2 separate regions of the Homo sapiens genome follow, and region 1 is linked to region 2. The links are chromatin loops, found by intact Hi-C in ENCODE. Cell type or tissue: natural killer cell. All regions are shown on one strand. Each heading gives the region's core, and the rest is flanking DNA. Links, peaks and the distances in the headings are about the cores only.

Evidence for each region. A loop is a pair of places that touch in the nucleus more often than their neighbours do. Peaks named below come from ENCODE experiments on the same cell type or tissue, not always from the same donor. Only the 100,000 strongest peaks of a DNase experiment are listed, where the experiment ranks them.
Region 1: it touches region 2 in a loop (4-fold over the local background); 6 of 110 quality-filtered maps call a loop at or near these places.

The regions. Positions count from the first base shown.
Region 1 is chr18:835,279-843,617 of GRCh38, reverse strand. No RefSeq gene overlaps it. Among named protein-coding and RNA genes, the nearest start is that of YES1, 27 kb to the right of the region's middle. In natural killer cell, for the core only: CTCF peaks have their summits at 3,895 and 4,095 (motif pointing right); a DNase peak (open chromatin) is centred at 4,117.
Region 2 is chr18:637,622-645,960 of GRCh38, reverse strand. It overlaps CLUL1 (clusterin like 1), which reads right to left. Exons shown (of 10, transcript NM_001393344.1): 8 at 4,420-4,634; 9 at 864-1,051. It overlaps LOC105371952 (a long non-coding RNA gene), which reads left to right and starts at 1,047. Exons shown (of 7, transcript XR_935082.4): 1 at 1,047-4,052; 2 at 4,254-4,686. RefSeq lists an enhancer at 3,607-4,806. In natural killer cell, for the core only: no CTCF peak of the experiment used is centred there; no DNase peak of the experiment used is centred there; H3K27me3 peaks cover 242 bases.

The sequences.
Region 1 (8,339 bases), core at 250-8,249, 200 kb before region 2:
GCACACCAACATGGTACATGTATACATATGTAACAAACCTGCACGTTGTGCACATGTACCCTAGAACTTAAAGTATAATAATAATAATAACAAGGAAAAAAAAAGAACCACAGCAATTTATCATAGCAACCAAGGTGGTGTGAAATGAGGCGGTAGATATAGGTTGGAGGTAGGTCCTGACCACAGAAAGAATTTCAGTTTTACCCTACATGCAATTGGAAAATTTTTAAATGTTAGAACTGCTTGGTTATTTTCCTTTTTTTTTTTTTTTTTTTTTTTTTTTTTGAGATGCAGTTTCGTTCTTGTTGCCCAGGCTGGAGTACAGTGACTGGTACATATTAGGCTTTCATAAAATATTTAGTGAATTAACGAAAGGGAGTAACGTAGCTGCAGGACAGATTTTTTTGTTTTGTTGTTGTTGTTGTTTTTGAGACGGAGACTCCACCTGTCGCCACGCTGGAGTGCAGTGGCGCCATCTCAGCTCACTGCAACTTCCAACTCCCTGTTTCAAGTGATTCTCCTGCCTCAGTCTCCTGAGTAGCTGGGATTACAGGCACGTACCACCACGCCAGGCTAATTTTTGTATTTTTAGTAGAGACAGGGTTTCACCATGTTGGCCAGGATGGTCTCCATCTCTTGACCTTGTGATCCACCTGCCTCAGCCTCCCAAAGTACTGGAATTACAGATTTGAGCCACTGCTCCCAGCCAGGATAGAAAATAACCAAGCAGGCTGGGCGCAGTGGCTCATGCCTGTAATCCCAGAACTTTGGGAGGCCGAGGCGGGCAGATCACCTGAGGTCGGGAATTCGAGACTAGCTTGACCAACATGGAGAAACCTCGTTTCTACTAAAAATACAAAATTAGCCAGGCGTGGTGGCACATGCCTGTAATCCCAGCTACTGGGAGACTGAGGCAGGAGAATCGCTTGAACCAGGGAGTCGGAGGTTGCAGTGAGCCGAGATTGTGCCATTGCACTCCAGCCTGGGCAACAAGAGGGAAACTCCATCTCAAAAAAAAAAAAAAAAATACTGTCCTGCAGCTACATCACCCCCTTTTATTCATTTGCTAAATATTTTATGAAAGCCTAATATGTACCAGTCACTGTTATAGACTATGAAAATAAACTGCTGGATAAGACACACAGGGCCACATCCACTGCTACCCTGGATGGTGTCTTTGTACAATTTTTTTAAAGATAGCCCTTCTGGTCAGAAAGTGGAGGCAGACTAGATTTGAGCCCACACACCCACCTCAGCTAGGTGTCCTTGCACAGTGCACAACCTGTACAAATATTTATATGTGCCTGAACAAATGACGACTTCAAGGGACATATGTTTTGATGGGAGCAGATAGACAACAACCAAGCAAAATCCAAGATAATTATAAAGGATGATGTGATCAGGAAAAACTACAGGGGAAACACTTTCATAGATAGGATGGTCCGTAAAGTTTCTCTAAGGAGATGGCAATTCAGCTGAGACAAGAAGTCCAAGAAGAAGCCAGCTGTGAAATAAGCAGTGAAAAGTATATGCTGGTAAATGAGAAGAGCCCGGGCAACGGCCTTGGAGCAGGAATGAGTTTGACATCTTTGAGAAACAGAAAGGAGGTTGGGTGTGGCTGTGTAGCAGGACGAGTCGCAGACAAAACTCCTCAGGCACCGGATTAAAGAAGGAAGAGGTTTTTACTTGGCCAGGAGCGTTGGCAGACTCGTGTCTTAAGAGCCGAGCTCCCCGAAAAAGAAATTCCTAGCCCTTTTAAGGGCTTACAACTCTAAGGGGTCCACGTGAAAGGGTCATAATAGATCAAGTAAGCGTGAGGAACGTGACTGGGGGTTACATGCATCAGCTAACAGAACAAAAAGTTTTACAGTTTTACAGTGCTTTCTCATACAGCGCTTTCTCATACAGTGCTTTCTCATTGTATGCTTTCTCATACAATGTCTGGAATGTATAGATAACACCAGTAGTTTTGGTCAGGGGTTATTATTATTATTATTATTATTATTATTTTAACCACCAGGGCCAGGTGTTGGCGCCAAGGTCGTCTAGCTATTTATCTTACTTCTGTTTCTTTCCAACTGTTTGCTTTCTCCCTTTTCTCCTGTCTTATAAACTAGGGGAAGGGGAGGTGGGGGAGAAGCTGGGAAGGACAACAGGAGAAGTGGTGGTCTCATTCCAGCTGGAGTGCCCTGACCAAGTAGAAGAGCAATATGGGATGAAGCTGGAAGTGGGTAAAATTCCCATGTTATGTGGGCTTTGATAAATTGCATGGCCTATGGGACATGAATTTAGAGATGCTCAGTGGGCATGGGTGTGGAATGACAGTGCACACAGTGACTTCACATGCATCAGCTTAAAAATGTCATTGAATCCCTGGGTGAGAATAATACTCCCTAGGGAAATATGGACTGTGGACAGCACCTTCAGGAAGGTTAAACTTCAAGAGGCATGATAGAGGAGTCAGTATAACATCAGAGAGTAAGAGCTCAACCTCTGAACACCAGTGTCTCTGGGTTTGAATCTGTTACTTTCTGTAGAACATGGACAAGTTATTTAACTTTTCTGAGTCATGGGCTCATCATGTAAAACGGAAATTTAAAGTACTGATGTCAAGAAGCCATTCAGAGGATTACACTATAAAATGTATGCAAACTATTACAGTGCCTGGCACTTAGGAGGGGCTCAGTAAATGGCAAACAAGAACTTACACAAACACACACATACACACTCGCATTTTCAAAAAAAAAACTGAAAAGGGATTTTTAAAGAGGAAGAATAAGAGTCTGGATAATAGTGTCACTGAAGCCAATTGAAGAGAGAGTTAAAAGATGAAGATATGGCTAGGCACAGTGGCCCACACCTGCAAGCCTAGCACTTTGCGAGGCTGAGGCAGGAGAATTGCTTGAGCCCAGGAGGTTGAGACTATGAACCCTGAACTCCTGGGCTCAAGAGATCCTCCTGATTCAGATTCCTGAGTATGTGGGACTACAGGCATGCACTGCCACAGCTGGCTAATTTTTCTTTTTTTTTTCTTTTTTTTTTTGTAGATGTGGGGTCTCCCTATCTTGCCCAGTTCATCTCAGGCTGCTGGGCTCAATGGATCCTCCTGCCTCAGCCTCCCAAAGTACTGGGATTATAGGCATGAGCCACCACACCTAGCCTATAGTTTTTAATCCACAAGTTTCTCATAAAGAAAATAAAATGACCATAAATGTAAAGGAACTGAGCTCTTGCAAGGAGTTTTTGAAGCTACTTCTTTGGAGGGTACATTTTTAGTCTGAAACTTTTCTGGAAAAAAAAAAGTAGGAGTTAAACAAAGGGAGTGGGTATCTGTAGTCCAAAGCCAGAGGCACTGTTATCTCTTTCCTTGAGGGTTCAGGGACTAACACAATGACAGAAAAACTCCCTCCCACTTCCGCTCTATTATCATTTTATATCATTTGTTTTGTGACAGAGCCTGTGTTGCAGACACCTTCTATGCCCATGGATAGGAAATTAACAATCCAAGGCCATTTTCAGAATTTTTTGTTCCAGTAACCCTTCTGAATCATACACCTGGCTCTCCAGTATTACCAATCAGCCATTTTAAAAATTATTTAGAGACAAAAGAGGCTGTCGTGGCTCATTGTAGAGTGACCCTGACTTCATCGCCACTCAACAAGTGCTGGAACATAAACAGCACACACATCAGATCAGTTTTATAACTATTCTGGGAAACACATGAGATAGGCCTGAATATGAAAATGAAGTCATTTTCAAGGTCACTGTTTCAATAAAGGAAAACCTAATTGAAGCAAGCTGATTGTAAGTAAGTTCTGACTAATAGCATGGGCCTTCTCTCTCCAACAGGCTGCATATGCCATAAATTATTCACATATGTGGATGAGTTATTCTGATTTTCATGATGAGATCCTGGCTACTGTGCCATGTTCAGCTCATCCTCAATTTATTCTAACAAAAGAGCTCTCTTACCCTGGTTAGGGCACCCTGTCCCCTGGAGAGATTGTTCTCTAATGTAAATAGAAGCCCATCTAGCAAGCTGCCTGGGTTCTCACGTCCCGCTGAGCCCGCTAACGGCACTGCCAGTTTTGACCACCAGGTGGCGCCCGCAGAGCTCCACAGACGCTGCACAGCTGTGAACTCAACTCCAGCCCTCAGGGAAGGCAGCTCGCAAAGACCTAGGGCAGCCCGCCGATTTCCCAAAAAGAGCACTGAGAACCCAGCAAGGTGAGGGCCTAGCCCAAACTACACTGCTAGTTTGGAGGAGACAGAACTATGCCTCCTGATATGGTTTGGCTGTGTCCTCACCCAAATCTCATCTTGAATTGTAGCTCCCAGAATTCCCACGTGTTGCTGGAGGGACCCGGTGGGAGATAATTGAATCATGGGGTCAGTTTCCCCCATACTGTTCTCGTGGTAGTGAATAAGTCTCACGAGATCTGATGGCTTTAGAAGAGGGTTCCCCCTTCCCTTGACTCTGTCTCTCTGGCCTGCCCGCCATGTAAGACGTGCCTTTCATTGTGAGGCCTCCCCAACCACGTGAAACTGTGAGTCCATTAAACCTCTTTTTCTTTATAAATTACCCAGTCTCAGGTATGTCTTTATCAGCAGCGTGAAAACGGACTGATACACCTCCTCACTGTCAAACCCAAGTTCATCCAGCCAAACCAAAGTGGTTTTCAAACCAGAAGCAAAAAACAAGCAACACCACTTTTTTTAGTCAAATTTTATTGATAAAATATACTTTTGTCACTGCCCCCATCCACCCCACCCACGCCCCCACGTCTCAACAAATGAAAATGGAGTCGCCCTGATTGAAAGAATCATTCCTGAGGCATCGCTGAAGAACCATCAGGTTCCTCAGAAGAGTTTGAAAATGATTGATGAGGCTAGGTGCAGCGGCTCACACCTGTAATCCCAGCACTTTGGGAGGCCCAAGGCGGGTGGACTGCTTGAGGCCAGGAGTTTGAGACCAGCCTGGCCAACATGGCCAGTAGAGAAACCCCATCTCTACTAAAAATACAAAAATTAGCTGGGTGCCTGTAATCCCAGCTACTGGGGAGGCTAAGGCAGGAGAATTACTTGAACCTGGGAGGCAGAGGTTGCAGTGAGCCAAGGTCCCACCACTGCACTCCAGCCTGGGCAACAGAGGGAGATTCTGTATCAAAAAAAAATAAAAAATAAAAATAAGAAAGAAGAAGAAAATGATTGATGGAGTGGAATAAACTCTGAGCCGGGAGCCCTCAAACATGCTTGTCGTATTGATATTCTCTCTGTGGTCATAATTCTCTTCCCTGTTGCATTTCCACCTCCTCCACAGCCTCTAAATCTCCCCTGGACTCTGCCAGGGCTCAGACACCTGATGTCCCCCTGACCTCTGAGTTTACGAACCCCAACCTGGATCACAGTTGAACCATGTGGCCACAGTCATGGGAGCACTGGAGATTCTCCAGCCCCTGGCCCTTCTGCCCCACCTCCCTGGCTAATGCCTTACCTTGGCTTCTTCCTGCTGCTGAGTTCTGCCAAAAAAAATAAAATAGTCACTAGTTGGTTCTGTTACAAAATTAATGGTTTCCAGCTTTAGCTGGGCCACTGACACTATGAACACCGCTTTGCAGCTCTAGTGGGTTTCTTTTTCCATGCCTCACAGAGATGACCTGGCCATCCAACCCATTCCTTGCTTCTATCACTGTTAACACAAAACTGAGTCCTCACTGCATGCCAGATATTATTCCAAAAACATCATAGGTACTAACTCCTTTAACCTTCGCAACAGTCCTACAGGGCAGAAAAAAATCCCCATTTTACAAATGAGAATCAGAAGAACAGAGATCAAAGGACTGAGAATGTGAGCCTAGGTCATCTGGCTGTAAAACCTATGTTCTTGGTCACCAGTGCCATGTGGCCTCTGGTGACTGTGCCTGAAGTGCCACTTAGAAAATAGAAGCTCTCTAGTTCTAGATCCCTGAGGAATCGCCACACTGACTTCCACAATGGTTGAACTAGTTTACAGTCCCACCAACAGTGTAAAAGTGTTCCAGCCATCCCATTACTGGGTATATACCCAAAGGACTATAAATCATGCTGTTATAAAGACACATGCACACGTATGTTTATTGCGGCACTATTCACAATAGCAAAGACTTGGAACCAACCCAAATGTCCAACAATGATAGACTGGATTAAGAAAATGTGGCACTGGCCGGGCGCGGTGGCTCACGCCTGTAATCCCAGCACTTTGGGAGGCCGAGGCGGGTGGATCATGAGGTCAGGAGATCGAGACCATCCTGGCTAACAAGGTGAAACCCCGTCTCTACTAAAAATACAAAAAATTAGCCGGGCGCGGTGGCGGGCGCCTGTAGTCCCAGCTACTCGGGAGGCTGAGGCAGGAGAATGGCGTGAACCCGGGAAGCGGAGCTTGCAGTGAGCCGAGATTGCGCCACTGCAGTCCGCAGTCCGGCCTGGGCGACAGAGCGAGACTCCGTCTCAAAAAAAAAAAAAAGAAAATGTGGCACATATACACCGTGGAATACTATGCAGCCATAAAAAATGATGAGTTCATGTCCTTTGTAGGGACGTGGATGAAATTGGAAACCATCATTCTCAGTAAACTATCGCAAGAACAAAAAACCAAACACCGCATATTCTCACTCATAGGTGGGAATTGAATAATGAGATCACATGGACACAGGAAGGGGAATATCACACTCTGGGGACTGTGGTGGGGTCGGGGGAGGGGGGAGGGATAGCATTGGGAGATATACCTAATGCTAGATGACACGTTAGTGGGTGCAGCGCACCAGCATGGCACATGTATACATATGTAACTAACCTGCACAATGTGCACATGTACCCTAAAACTTAGAGTACAATAAAAAAAAAAAAGAAAATAGAAGCTCTCTTGGCCCGGCTCAGTGGCTCACGCCTGTAATCCCAGCATTTTGGGAGGCCGAGGCAGGTGAATAACCCGAGGTCAGGAGTTGGCCAGCGCAGCCAATATGGTGAAACCCCATCTCCACTAAAAATACAAAAAATAGCTGAGCACGGTGACACCCACCTGTAATCCCAGCTACTTGGGAGGCTGAGGCAGGAGAATCGCTTGAACCTGGGAGGCGGATGTTGCAGAGAGTGGAGACCACACCATTGCACTCCAACCTGGGCGACAAGAGCAAAACTTCGTCTCAAAAAAAAAAAAGAAAGAAAATGAAAATAGAAGCTCTCAGGCATCAAGTCCCTCTATTTCCATCCCTTCTACCTAATTATTTAACCGTATCTCCATCCATCCTTTAAACCTTCCCATTCTACCTGTAATTTTGCTTCCAATTTCTCCAGAGTTCAGAGAACTTTCTCACCAATGATTCTTCCCTCATTCTTCTACTAAAACTGCTCCTATTAAAGGTTCTGATGAAACCTTGTTTGCCAGACCCAGTGGCTGTCCCTAGTCCTCGTCCTTTCAAACCTCAGAGGTGCTTTGTCACTGCTATATCCCTCTGCCGCAGCCTTTCCTCTTGCAGCTCATGTCATGCTATTCCCCTCCCATCTTCTACTTCTACAACAGGCATTCTCACTTGCTCTTTCTAAATGCAGGTGTTTGACGCCTTCCTCATACCATGTAGGTCAGAATCGCTAGCTGCATAGCCCAGGCATTAGCAGGTTTTCAAAGCTCCAAAAGTGAATTTTTTTTTTTTTTTGAGACAGAGTCTTGCTCTATCACCCAGGCTGGAGTGCAGTGCCACAATCTTGGCTCACTGCAACCTCTGCTTCAAGTGATTCTCCTGCCCCAGCCTCTCGAGTAGCTGGGATTACAGGTGTGTGCCATGATGCCTGGTTAATTTTTGTATTTTTAGCAGAGACAGGTTTCACCATATTGGCCAGGCTGATCTCAAACTCCTGAGCTCAAGCGATCTGCCCACCTCGGCCTCCCAAAGTGCTACAATTACAGGTGTAAGCCACTGTGCCCGACCTCAGATCAATGGTTCTTTTTTTTTTTTTTTTAAATACTTTAAGTTTTAGGGTACATGTGCACAATATGCAGGTTAGTTACATATGTATACATGTGACATGCTGGTGCACTGCACCCACTAACTCGTCCTCTAGCATTAGGTATATCTCCCAATGCTATCCCTCCCCCCTCCCCCCACCCCAGATCAATGGTTCTTAACCCTGACTGAGCAGCAAAATCACTTGTGGAGGCCGGGTATGGTGGCTCATGCCTGTAATCCCAGCACTTTGGGAGGCCAAGGCAGGCAGATCGCTTGAGCTCAGGAGTTCGGGGCCAGCCTGGGTAACATGACGCAACCCCATCTCTGCAAAACTTAGCCAGTGCGGTGGCGCGTGGC
Region 2 (8,339 bases), core at 285-8,284:
ATTTAAATTTTTTGAATATTTTTAACGTTTCATAAAATGTATTGAGTGTATTTAGTCATAATCTACTTAATCATTCTCTTGTTTTTACACATTAAGAGTATGTTTAACATATATATATATATATATATATATATATATATATATATATATTTTTTTTTTTTTTTTTTTAAACAGAGTCTCGCTCTGTCGCCCAGGCTGGAGTGCAGTGGCGCGATCTCTGCTCACTGCAAGCTCTGCCTCCCGGGTTCACGCCATTCTCCTGCCTCAGCCTCCCGAGTAGCTGGGACTACAGGCGCCCGCCACCACGCCCGGCTAATTTTTTTTATTTTAGTAGAGACGCAGTTTCTCCGTGTTATCCAGGATGGTCTCAATCTCCTGACCTCGTGATCCGCCCGCCTCAGCCTCCCAAAGTGCTGGGATTACAGGCATGAGCCACTGCGCCCGGCCAACATTTTAATATTTTAAATAATGCTGCAAATCTAGATCTTGGAGGGAGAACTTTTCATCAAATTTAGATTTATTCCTTAGGATTGATTTCGGAAGTGGAATTATTATATCAAAAGGAAATTTTATGGCTCTTCATATGCATAATCAAATAGCTTTCAAAAATGCAAAACCAATTATGTTCCCACCAATACATGATATATGAGAATTCCCATTTCATCACATTCCTATCAGGATTTCCTGGGTTTTTTTTTAATTTGCAAATCTGATAGGCAGAAAATGCCATCTTGTTTGTTTTCATGTCTTTATTAATGAGGTTAAACATGTTTTCCAGGTATTTGGAAACAAGTTTTGTTTTTCCCTTTTGAGAATTAACTATTCCTGTCAACAAGGCATTCCTAACCAGGCACTCTGCTTACCAGGTTTTAAAATGTTCCTTAAAATGCTGTAGAGCTTTTGCCACTACGTAGCCAATGAAGTTAGAACTCTCAGCACTTTCTTCAAGAGGGATCTTGAGTGTGAAATTAGAGGAAGGCAGAATGCTTAAGTCTGTCATCATTGTTTCATCTTGTTTGGAAATATTTCCTTCATGAATCCTTGGAACTACCTACAGAAGAAGGATTATACAGTAGAAGTTTACTAAATCCCAATACACATTCAATAGTAATTTAATACCACCTTAGTCAGGATAGGCTGGGTTGTGCTGAGGTAACAGATTAGTCCTGGCATTCCTAGGGCTTCATGCAACAAAGATTTATTTCTTGTTCATGTTATGTGTCCATTACAAGGGCTCCACACCAGTAAACACTGAGAAGCCTGGTAGGCAAAGGCACATTATCTCATAGCTGTAGCACATGATTTCAGGACTTTCTTTGTGCCCTCAGCAGAAAAAGAGAATAGATGAGCACACATAGGCTCTTCACTGTCTCAATCTACAAAGAACCCTTTTCAGTTTTGCTCACGCTTCACTGGCCAGAACTTGCCACATGGCAACGTTTAACCACAAGGGGAGCTGGAAAATATGAGAGAGGAGGTGGGATGTTTGCTGAGTATTACTGTCTGTGCCACAAACTTTATTGCATTGCACCAAGTTTTGTACTGAGTTTTCCTAGAAATTTACAATTTATGGTTGTAGGTGTGATTTTGGCAAGAATCAATGCAAAATTTATGTTACTCTTAATGAATAACATGTATGTTACTCTCTTAATGAATTCTCAAATGCACAGACTTTGATTTGAATCATTTAAATGGAACTGAACTGATACGCAACTTGATGTAACCTTAAGAGAATGATTTAAAAATTTTTCCCTTCTCTTTCTGTGAGTATAACATACATAAAAACTGCATAAAGTATTTATGTTTGGTTTAAATAATTGTAAAGTCAACACCCATGTAACTATTATACAACCAGGGACCACAACCGTTTTCACTTGCTGGAATTTGTATATTTCTTTCATAAGGCTTCTCTTCAGCACTTGCTATTTTATGGGTTTGTACTTTTCTTTACATGGTGAAATAGGAGCTGTTTTGAGAAAAGTAACTTCACAGGCAGTTTAGCAAAGTGGTTACGTTCACTGATTCTAGAGAAATACTGCTTGAGTTTGAATTCTAGTTCTACCATTTACTAGCTGTGTGAGCTCAGACAAGTTGCTTAACCTCCTCTGTGCCTCATTTGAAAAACTGGGGAAAGAATTCTACTTCCTTTATAGGGTCATTGAGGGTATTAAATGATCTGATATATGGAAAAAGTTCTTAGAACATTGCCTGACACCCAGTAAATGCTCTTAAGTGGTAATAATTGTTATAAAAATGTATAATTGAAAACCATAATTTTATTTTATGTGGAGGTTTTTATATAGAAGTGCCTTTGTTATCAGCATAAAGAATTTTAGATAAATCTGTTATGTTACTCAAGAGACACTAGAATGGAAGTAAATCAAAGCACAGAATAGAAAATACTGACAATGGTAAAAACAACTAAATATTGACTGTAGATTTCTAAAGGTTGAAAGCACTGCTAAAATTTTTCTTCAAGTTTTATTCTTCAATACAAGACTTTTTCCTCGTTAAACTAAAAGTCTATATATGCGAGGATGATCAAATATATTGAATTATTTTACCTTCCTCAAGTGTAATCTAATAGAGTTATAGAATCAGAGAGCTGGCAGGGATTGGAACAGTGGCTTTCAAAACCCTTTGACTGTGGTCTGCAGTAATGAATACACTTGACATCATGATTCAAAACACACACGTATGTCTACATATGTGTATATATGTTTACACACATATACACATACAAAATGGAAATGAAATTCCATGATGTGCATATGACTTATGAAATGCAATGCATGCTAATATTTTCTACTTTGTCCTATTCTATTTTTTGTATGGTTTTTAATTTTGTTTTTTAATGAGCTTGCTGTGACTTTCTAAACTTATTTCTCAAATCAGGCATGATCCACAGCTTTGTAGTTTGAAAAAAGAGGGAAATGCTGGATTATAGAATGCCATAAGTCTAATTTCCTAGAAGCAGTGCCTGAGATTCTGACAGAAGTGGTTTATAAAGAATGCTCTCAGGTGCAACTTTTAAGGGGATGAGGAAAGCAAACTAGAGAAGTGAAAGAAGCTAAGCAAGGATATGGCTTCAGATGACTGTTAGCCTCAGCCTGATCCTGCAGGAAGCTCTGGGGCATAAGTGCTCCAAGGGCAATCTTTGGGAGAAAGTTTCAGAGATAAGCAGTTAGCAGCAGCACCAGCACCAGTGGGAGCTGGTAAAAGGGATCCCCAGGGATCTGGATAGGGCACCAACATAACCTAACATACTACACACAGAATATTGCATCTTCAATTGCTCTGCCCAGTAATTTTTGTATCCAAGTCTTTTTGGGAACCCCTCAAAACCAGCCTCATCAGGAATCACTAGCCTGGCGCATTTGTAGATTAAGGTAATGTGTGTGTGTTGGAGGGGGGATGTCTTAGGAAGAAAAGTCACTTGCATGTTATGCAAAAAGTTATTGACTGAATCTGGGAGTCATGGTATAGGTGGAATTTAAGATGGCAATATGTTTTTATTTTTGTTTTTTTTGAGACAGAGTCTCCTTCTGTCGCCCAGGCTGGAGTGCAGTGGCACGATCTCAGCTCACTGCAACCTCTGCCTTCCGGGTTCAAGTGATTCTCCTGCCTCAGCCTCCTGAGTAGCTGGGATTACAAGTGTGTGCCATCACACTTGGCTAATTTTTTATGTTTTTGGTAGAGACGGGGTTTCGCCACATTAGCCAGGCTGGTCTCAAACTCCTGACCTCAAGTGATCCACCCACCTCAGCCTCCCAAAGTGCTGGGATTACAGGCATAAGCCACTGCGCCCAGCTGGCAATGTATTTTTATGTGACGAGTAACATATAAATGTTTAATTCTCAAGATAACTCAGTGGCTTTATTGTGTCAGCAACTAATAAGAGCTATAATTTACAGAGCTCTTGTTTTGTATAAGAAATCTATACTAATCACTTTATAGGTGTACACGTTAAGATAGCTATGATTGTTACCATTTTACAGGTGGAACACTGAGGCCTAGAATGGTTGAGGTACTTTCCCAAGCTTACTCAGCTGGTAAGTTTCAGAGTCAAATTTTGAACTCAAATTGCTTTATTTGTAAGTCTTCTCTCCTAAAACCTACATTGGCCATATTTCTTCAAGGTTACCTCTATCAGTTATAGCCCTATAACTCTAAGCAGAAATAGCCATTTCTAGATTAGAAAGTATTTTGTGTTTTAAATTGATTTTCTTTATGGACTTTCTTGTTTTCTAAAGACCATGAACTACGTTAAATCAAGTCAGCCTGAAGGCAATCACAATGGAAATATGAATACCTCCTACAGCTTGTTTTCAAATTCAGACACAATTCATAAGTAAATTAACAGTGAAATCAAGGTATGCACGTGTCATTTCCGTATCTGCTCTTGGGTCTCTCCTTTACCTGTATTGAATTAAAGATGATCTCTGTTTCTGGGGCCTGGTTTGCCAGTTCAGACACCCAGCCAAATTGCCCTCTCATCTTCTCCACCAGATAGGCGGTGTCCTCCAAGTGCTTCCGGGTCATCTGGAGAATCTGGCCATACTGCTGATTGGATACATTGACCAACCTGATCGCCTCGTCTAATTCTGTGTGCAGAGCAGGTACATCAGGACAGTCTAGCAGAGAAGAAAGTAATGTGGAGAAGGAAAAAGTCCATGAAACTTGGAGGTGGGCAACATGGGCTTAAGTCCCAGCCCTTACATTCTCTATTTTCCCCTTTTGCCTGTGGTAGTTTTTAGTTATGCCTGTTGTTCTGGAGTAATTATTAATATCGTCTACATCTGTGTCAAACCAGATCCAGTTTAACTGTTAATTATATGGTTTTATGTAACAGAAACTGGGCTGGAGACAGAACTTTTGTTATAAATTCCACATGCCTACCACCTATATTAAGAAAAAATTTGCCAAAACAGATGAAGTCCCTACTATGCCCCTTCTACATCACATCCCATTTATCCCTTAAAAAGGACACTACTATTTGATTTTGGATGTATATGTCCAGTACCAGTAATTAGTATGGGAAAAGAGGAAAAGAACCACATATAGTGAAGCCGCTTTAAATTAAGACCAAAAGTGTATAGTAAATAGTGAAAAAAAAAAGATTTGTGATGTTTTGGAAAATATTTTATATTTATCAGTAATGAAATTATAATTATAGTTGTGTGCTTAGTATTAGAACAAAGTAAATCAAAGCTGATTGAAGAGACAAAATTATTATTTGATTAAAGGTATGAGATTTGTTTATAATAGCAAAACCTTGAAAGCAAATGTACTTCAGCTAGGGAATGAATAAATTGTGATATGCCTACATAGACCAACATACAACAGTGAATTAATGAACTAGAGCAGCATGCATTCACATGGCTAACCCTTGCAAACTACACTGAGTGAAAAGCCATATTGCAAAAGAATACATAAGTGATAATATTTATATTGTTAAAAAAGAAAAATTATCCAGAACTTGGAAATAAGGCAAAAAAAAAATGGCTGCATTTCCTTTTGTTTCTTTTTCTTTTTTCTTTTCTTTTTTTTCAAGACAGGTTCTCGCTCTGTTACCCAGGCTGGAGTGCAATGGCATGATCATAGCTCACTACAGCCTCGAACTCCTGGGCTCAAGTGGTATTTCCACCTTAGCCTCCTGAGTAGCTAGGACTACAGGCTCACACCACCATGCCCGGCTAATTTTTAATTTTTTTGTAGAGGCGGGTCTCACTATGCTGCCCAGGCTTGCGTGTCCTCTCAATGTCATACTAAATTATTGTCTAAGGGGTCCACCCAAAGATCACTTCAAGGTCTAGGGAAGAGATCCTTTGTTGGCTTTACTATTTACTGTTGATTAGGGCCAGACTCCATGAAATTACCCATAGATTATGGATTGAAAAGTGGCAAATGTTTGTCTAGTAGAGATGTAAATTATTTTGGTCTGATAGAAAAGATAATGGCAAGATTTACAGTTTAGTTGCCCTTTCGAATATTAACTAACATATCTAATTTCATAACCTTTCAGCATTCTGTCTCTGCTTGACTGTAAGCACTCCAGTCTCTCTTATACTTCTTTGACCCAGCTCTAACACCCTGCTGGTTCCTTCATTAATAAGTTACATAGTCAAATTAACATTTGACATGTGCCCATTTCTTTTTTCTTTTTCTTTTCTTTGTTTTTTTTGTTTGTTTGTTTGAGACAGAGTATCACTCTGTTACCCAGGCAGGAGTGCAGTGACACAATCTTGGCTCACTGCAACCTCTGCTTCCTGGGATCAAGTGATACTTGTGCCTCAGCCTCCCGAGTAGCTGGGACTACAGGCGCATGCCACCATGCCTGGCTAATTTTTGTAGTTTTAGTAGAGACGGGGTTTCACCATGCTGACCAGGCTGGTCTCGAACTCCTGGCCTTAAGTGATTGCCCGCCTTGGCCTCCCAAAGTGCTGGGATTACAGGCATGAGCCACCGCACCCAGCCAGACATGTGCCCGTTTCATGTTTGTATGAAGCTTTTTTTTTTTTTTTTTTTTTGAGATGGAGTCTCGCTCTGTCACCCAGGCTGGAGTGCAATGGTGCGATCTCGGCTCACTGCAACCTCTGCCTCCTGGGTTCAAACAATTCTCCTGCCTCAGCCTCCTGAGTAGCTGGGATTACAGGCACGCGCCACCATGACCAGCTAATATTTTTTTTTGTATTTTTAATAGAGATGGGGTTTCACCATGTTGGTCAGGCTGGTCTCGAACTCCTGACCTCGTGATCCGCCTGCCTTGGCCTCCCAAAATGCTGGGATTACAGGCATGAGCCACCACACCCGGCTGTATGAAGCATGTTTTTAAGTTTAAAAATTCTACATTGACAATGCAAAAATCGAAATGTAAAACATTGCTATGTATGATATCGGCATTTGTATATATTATATGTATATAGGCACATGATATGAGTAGGAAGAAATGCAAGGAAATAATTAATACTAAATTCAAAATAGCACTTTCCTTTTGAGGAGATAAAGTGAATGTGATGTGGATGGGAACACAGTGGGGCTTTATCTGTTTTGGTAATGTTCTATTTCTCAATCTAGGTGACTGAGAATTTTTTTTTTTTCCTGAGACAAAGTCTCGCTCTGTCACCTAGGCTGGAGTGCAGTTGCTTGATCTTGACCCACTGCAACCTCCGGCTTCTGGTTTCAAGCGATTCTCCTGCCTCAGCCTCCGGAGTAGCTGAGACTACAGGTGCGTACCACCACACCTGGCTAATTTTTATATTTTTAGTAGAGACGGGGTTTCACCATGTTGGCCAGGCTGGTCTCAAACTCCTAACCTCAAGTGATTCACCTGCCTCAGCCTCCCAAAGACCTGGAATTACAGGGATGAGCCACCATGGCTGGCCTATTACATCATTCTTTATATATTTATAATAAAAAGCAATTTATAATAACAGTTTTAAGCAGCATGGGAGCACATTAGGACATTCTTTACATTTTACCTTTGCAACACTAAACTTTCATTGAATTTGTACTGTATTATCTGATGTATACTGTGTCCATTATCTGGTGCATATTGATTATCAGGTGCATTTTAATGTATTATCTGATTTATTCTGTATTATCTTGTGACATTCAAGGATTATTAATAAACTATTTTAGCTGGGTAGAAAGAAATAGATGTTAATGATACATAGATGGGATGCTTGAGCAGGACTATTTTTGTAAGAGGTCAGTATATTAAGTGTCTATTTTTCTGTTATAAAAACCTATGCTTCTGTATATAACCTTGCAACTGTGACTTAAAAAACAAATATTTGAATAATGAGAATCATTGATATTTCAGACATTTTATTTAAACTTCTAAAGATGTGTACGAAGCAGATATATTATTTCCTCTTCCAAATGATAAAACAGGCTGAGAGAGTCCTCGAGTCAGCAGTTCAGGAGAGAGAGCACTCCTTTTTTATTTTTTTAAATTTTATTTATCTGTTTATTATTATTATTATTTTTTCAAGACAGAGTCTCGCTCTGAGGCCCAGGCTGGAGGCTTGATCTCAGCTCACTGCAACCTCTGCCTCCCAGGTTCAAGCAATTCTCTTGCCTCAGCCTCCTGAGTAGCTGGGATTACAGGTTCATACCACCATATCTGGCTAATTTTTGTATTTTTAGTAGAACGGGGTTTCGCCATGTTGGCCAGGCTGGTCTCAAACTCCTGACCGCAGGTGATCCGCCCGCCTCGGCCTTCCAGAGTGCTGGGATTACAGCCATGAGCAACTGCACCTGGCCAGGAGAAAGAGCACTCTCAACTGCTCTAGGTAACCCCGCGAAAAGGTCCAGTTTGTAATCAGAGCTACCTG